Regions from separate parts of the Homo sapiens genome. Here region 1 is linked to region 2. A link is an interaction called in ENCODE POLR2A ChIA-PET data of the cell type or tissue named here. Cell type or tissue: Caco-2. All regions are shown on one strand. Links, peaks and the distances in the headings refer to the core of each region. The heading gives the core; the rest is flanking DNA. Region 1 has its middle 91 kb from the start of DUSP5-DT. Region 2 overlaps DUSP5-DT (DUSP5 divergent transcript).

Region 1 (2,910 bases), core at 245-2,744, 78 kb after region 2:
TGACAGAAACCTCCCTCCCAAAGAGGCTTAAGAAAAAAATGGGAATTTGGGGCTCAAGGAAACCAAAAACCCAGGTGATCTTATTTAGTTACAGTTGGATTCAGAGCTCAAACAACATCATCAGTATTTTCTTTCTCTCCAAATCTTCGTCTACCCGTTTTTATGAAGGCGGAGGTTTCAGGCTCTACAGAGTAGCAAAAGGCACAGCAGTTCTGGCACTCACGTCCTTACAATTTTTTGGTATAGCGGAAGGAGTGAGTCTTATTTCTCCAGAGCTCCTCAAACTTTGTCTTGGAATTGAGATGTATTGTCATTCTCTGGTCTAACTTGGGTCAGATTCCCATTCCCAAACCAATCAATGTGTCCAGGGGATGGAGTTAGTGGATTAACTTAGACCTAAATCTCCTTCACCTCTCTGGAGCTCCTGGTGGAGCTGGCTTTACCAATTGAGGTATGCTTACTAGACATAGGTGAATGGAAGCTGACCACAAAGCAAGATGTCCACAAGCCCCTGTTGAAATTTTTTCCCTTTTCTGAATTCCTGGTAGGCATCTCTGCTAGGCAGCAAACTCTTTGAGGGCAAAGACCCTGTACATGACCCTGAGCCCTTAATAGAGCACCTGGAAAATGGGCACCAAACATGTGCTTTTCAATGGACCTAAGTATTTATTCAGAACTCAATGCACCTAGCTCTGAGCTAGTGGCATCAGTTAAGATTCAACTGAGAAGAGAAACACTCTTGCTATTCTAAACAGGAGAGGGCTTGTGACAGGGTGTTGAATGGCTTGCAGAATCACTGGGAGAGCTGAAGAAACAGACTCGAGGTTGAGCTTTCAGAAGTGACTGCCTTAGGCACACTGCAGAACTGGGCCACGAAGAGGGCTGGTAAGGGGACTGTGGTGAGGAGCCAGTGTCATGTGTTGGCCATGGGGTTGGAGAGAAGTGCACAGATTGAGGAGGTAAAGTCAAGTGGCTTTGAGGGTGGATCGAGGCAGCAGAGTCTGTGGGTTAAGAGCCTGACTCTACCACTAACTTGCAAGGTGGGTAATATCTCTGGGATTCAATTTCCTTGTCTGTAAAATGGTGATAATAACTCCAATTACATCATAGGGTTATAAATTATGTTTCTAGCTTTCTGGAGACCAGATGCTACTCCTGGGCTAGGAAATGCAGGAGGAATGGGTGGGGTTTGTGTGGAAGAGGGTCCATTCCATTTGGGTTTCTTGACTTAATGGATCCTGGAAGGAATCTAACTGGGCGGCTCAGCAGACTATTGAATGTTAGGTCCCAGGCTCCAGAGAAAAATCTGTGCTGGAGTTTTCCATTTTATTGTGATTAATTCTGATTTACTCTTTTTAATTTGGGTGATGTAGCTCACAGCCTTCACATGGGACTTACAGGGAGGCTAGCGTTCAGTCCCCTTCATCCTAAGTATTTCTACTTTACCAAGTGGCAGCCTCTCTCCAGGAGCCAGGAGCTTCTACTTATCAGCCCTTTCGGTTATCAGATGCCGTGCTGAGCATGTACCTGGATTATCTCCTTTGGCCCCCAGGACACTCTAAGACAGCTACTATTACAGAAATGAGGAGAAATGAGGGAAGCATCAGGAAGTTGAGCAAGTTGCCCAGGGCCACAGAGTCAACAGCAGAGAGCAGCTCTGACCTCCAAGCCCGTGCTTACAGCTCATGTTGTAGCGCAGAACTTTCAGTGATAACAGAAACGTTCTATCTGCACTGTTCAGTGTGGCCACCACCAGACACAAGTGAACTAAGGAATGGAATTTGAAATTTTCTTCAACTTTAATTAATTTAAATTTAATAGCCACATATAGCTAGTGGCAACCATATTGAATAGCATTGACCTAGTCCTTCCGGAAGGCCAAAGAAAAACCCAAAACTTGCCCTCCGACCTTGTTGCAGTATCTTCTCATTTGAAACAGTTCACAGTAAGGGCTAGGGCTCATCTTGAGTGAAACACGGTCTCCCCACAGGCTCCTGAGCTCCTCACTAAGAGACGTTCTAGCCCTTGAGGGTTAACTAGATATTTCCTGCTTCCCACAGTGTTCGAAGGTACCAGATGGGGAAGTTGGATGGGTTGGGAGGTGTGAAGGCCTCCTGGTGGCTTCCGAGATGGAAAAAGGAAATGCCCTTCTGCGGCATCCTGGAATACCAGGCTCCAGCCTGGCATCTAAAGCAATGGCACTGTTGCCTGGGAGACGAGGAGCACTAAAGACCTCCCAGCGGGTGGCCAGCCTGCAGCAGGGACCACTCTTGGAGGACAGCAGCAGAAGCAAAGGGAGGAATGGAATGGGGCATCAGGGGCAGAAGACCCGGAGGTACTGGGGGTGGAAGGGGCCAGGATGGGGCCTGGTGCAGATGGGAAGACAGAGGGGGAGGGAAGAGAAGGCCTTGGCTCTCAGCAGCAGGGTGAGGGGAAAGCAGGAACTGTACAAACAGCAGAGTGGAGACTCAAGCAGGTTTGGGCAGAAGCAGTGCCTATGGATCCTTACCAATTTAGAAGTAAAAACTCTTAGTGTAAACCAACTGCTCTTGTGATGCAATTGTCAGCAACAGCTGAGTAAGTAATTAGAGGCCTGGGAAGAGGCTTGCTGCCATATAACCTCGGCACCCGCCTCCCTACTGTCACCTCTGTGGCTGCGCCAGTGCCATACTTACTCTTCTTCCCCCAGCAGGACTATGTTCTAATTATATCTAGCCAGGCTCACCAAGAGTGTTTCCCATGGAATTTCATTTCCGGGCCTGTTGAATGCCAAATTAACTTTTAATCATCCTGGAGGTATTGAGTTTAATTAACCAGATTGAAAGTGACAAGCAGAACAGGATTTAGAAGGTAACTTTTTGGGGTGCTTCTTGGGAATGCAGAACAATTTATTTCCAGGAAGTTGGGCGG
Region 2 (2,910 bases), core at 147-2,646:
ACATTATGCAAAATGGCAGTTCATCCCAAGGTTTACCTTCATCCTTAGCTCCAGCAGCCAGAACATCCACATAAGCCTTTTAACAAGGGAGGCAACACCAGGTGCAGTGGCTCATGCCTGTAATCCCAGCACTTTGGGAGGCTGAGGTGGGCGGATCACCTGAGGTCAGGAGTTCGAGATCAGCCTGGGCAACACGGTGAAACCAGGGCTCTACTAAAAACACAAAATTAGCCGGGCGTGGTGGCACATGCCTGTAATCCCAGCTACTCGGGAGACTGAGGCAGGAGAATCGCTTGAACCTGGGAGGCGGAGGATGCGGTGAGCCGAGATCGCGCCATTGCACCCCAGCCTGGGCAACAAGAGTAAATCTCTGTCTCACCAAAAAAAAAAAAAGAAGAGAGGCAACAACTTAATGGAGTTTAAAGATCTGGTTCAAAATGTATTATTGGAGAGTGAAAAAACTAAGGGAGACAAAATGTCTGACACTACTATTGTAGGAAAAAGAAAAAACTCACTTAAGTTGGGTGCTGTGGCTCACTTCCTGTAATGCCAACATTTTGGGAGGCCAAGGCAAGAGGATTGCTTGAGGCCAGGATTTTGAGACCAACCTGGTCAACACAGTGAGACCCCGTCTCAACAAAAATAAAAATAAAAATAATTAGCTAGGCATATTCCTGGCTACTTGGGAGGCTGAGTTGGGAGGATTGCTTGAGCCCAGGAATTCAAGGCTGCAGTAAGCTGTGATTGCTCTACTGCACTCCAGCCTAAGCAACAGAATGAGACCTTATCTCTAAAATAAATAAATATTAAAATTTTAAAAACCCACTTAACTACATGGGTATATGTGTTCATATCTTTTTATATGCTTCTATACATTTTACTGGTATAAAAATTCTGCTGGTATAAGTGTTATCAGCTAACAGCTTTTCCTTTGGGGGAGTGTGGTGAGCTCTACCTGTTTACCTTCTTTACTGCCTGACTGTCTGATATGAGCTTATCTTTCAAGAGAGGCAGTTATTGTAGTGGTTAAGAATGAGAGGAATACCAGAGTCAAACCATCTTGTTCTTTTTTATTGTTTGTTTGTTTGTTTCAGATAAGGTCTTGCTGTGTCACCCAGGCTGGAGTGCAGTGGTGTGATCATAGCTCACTATAGTCCCTATCTCCCAGGCTCGAGCCATCTTTCCACCTCACCCTTCAGAGCAGCTGGGACCACAGGCACATACCACCACAGCTGGCTAATTTTTTTTTGTTTCGTTTTGTTTTGTTTTTAAAGCAGAGATGAGCTGGGTGTGGTGGCTCACACCTGTAATCCCAGCACTTTGGGAGGCCGAGGCAGGTGGATCACGAGGTCAGGAGTTCAAGACCAGCCTGACCAACATGGAGAAACCCCGTCTCTACTAAAAATACAAAATTAGCTGGGCATGGTGGATACCTGTAATCCCAGCTACTCGGGAGGCTGAGGCAGGAGAATCGCTTGAACCCAGGAGGTGGAGGTTGCAGTGAGCTGAGATCACACCATTGCACTCCAGCCTGGGAAACAAGAGCGAAACTCCATCTCAAAAAAAAAAAAAAAAAAAAAAAAAGCAGAGAGAAGATTTCACTGCATGGCCAGGCTGGTCTCAAACTCCTGAGCTCAAGCAATCCTCCTGCCTCGGCCTCCTAAAGTGTTGGGATTACAGGCATGAGCCACCATGCTCAGCCTTGTTTGGCTTCAAATTCAGATATGTGTCTATGTGTTTCTGCATCAGATACTGAAGCTATGGCAGTTTATCTGCAGAAGCAGTTGACAATAACAATAAAACTAGACTTATAGTGTTGTTTGGAGGGTTAAATGAAGGGGTCCCTATACTTAGCACAATACTTGGCATTCAGGAAGCACTCAGAAAAGATAAACGATTATTATTATATAAGTAAAATATATATATATGTAAACATAGGCTTCTTACCAAAGGGCAGGGGTAACATGAGGTTGCACATGCATGATACATACAGCTATAAAAAGAATGTGAGAGGGGAAAAAAAGAAAAGAAGAAATGACTGCTTTTCATAGCCAGCTCTGAAAGCCCCTGTCCCACATAATTTTCCACTATTCTCTCAAGAAGGGCAATTAAATAAAACTCTTGCCAAGTACAGTGGCTCTCACCTGTAATTCCAGCTACTTGAGAGGCTGAGGTGGGATGACCACTTGAGGCCAGGAGTTCAAGACCGGCCTGGGCAACATAGGAGACCCTGTCTCTAAAAAGATGGGAAAAAAAATTAGCTGAACGTGGTGGTGTACACCTGTAGTCCCAGCTACTTGGGAGGCTGAGGCTGGAGGATCATTTGAGCCCAGGAGTTTGAGGCTTCAGTGAGCCATGATTATGCCACTGTATTCCAGCCTGGGTGACAGAGCAAGACTATGAGAAGCAAAAGGAAAAAGAGAAGAGGAGAGGAGAGAAGAAAAAGAAAAGAAACAAAGACAGGAAAAAGGAGAGAGAGAGAAAAAAAAAACTCTGGTGTGGGAGGAGGTAAAGTGCTTAAAGGCCCAGTATAGAGTCCACCCCGACACATGGCTTCAGCGAATCCATGACACCATGGATTCACTGGAGAAGTGACACAGGCTTATCTTCTCTCTTGACCCACCAGCTTCTGAGGTAGAAAGGAATTTGAGCTGTCCCAGCCATCCACCCATCCATTGAATATTTATTGAGTGCCTTTTGTGTGCCAGTCATTGTTCTAAGTCCAGAGATACAGCAGTGGACAGAGAAGACCAAAACAAAACATCAAACAAACAAAATCTCACCCTCAGAGAGCTACATCCTACTGGATGGAAGTAAATAGACACTAAAAATGAGTAAGACTTGTGGAATGCCTAACAGTGATAAATGCTATGGAGAAAAATTAAGGAGGGAAATGTTTTAGGGATGATT

Evidence for each region. Peaks named below come from ENCODE experiments on the same cell type or tissue, not always from the same donor. Only the 100,000 strongest peaks of a DNase experiment are listed, where the experiment ranks them.
Region 1: POLR2A ChIA-PET joins it to region 2 with 13 read pairs; 20 of 35 experiments call an interaction of 5 or more read pairs at or near these places.

Annotation. Positions count from the first base shown.
Region 1 is chr10:110,404,273-110,407,182 of GRCh38, reverse strand. No RefSeq gene overlaps it. Among named protein-coding and RNA genes, the nearest start is that of DUSP5-DT, 91 kb to the left of the region's middle. In Caco-2, for the core only: no CTCF peak of the experiment used is centred there; a DNase peak (open chromatin) is centred at 1,581.
Region 2 is chr10:110,481,998-110,484,907 of GRCh38, reverse strand. The region is part of intron 1 of DUSP5-DT (DUSP5 divergent transcript); the gene reads left to right. Among named protein-coding and RNA genes, the nearest start is that of DUSP5-DT, 13 kb to the left of the region's middle. In Caco-2, for the core only: no CTCF peak of the experiment used is centred there; a DNase peak (open chromatin) is centred at 1,147.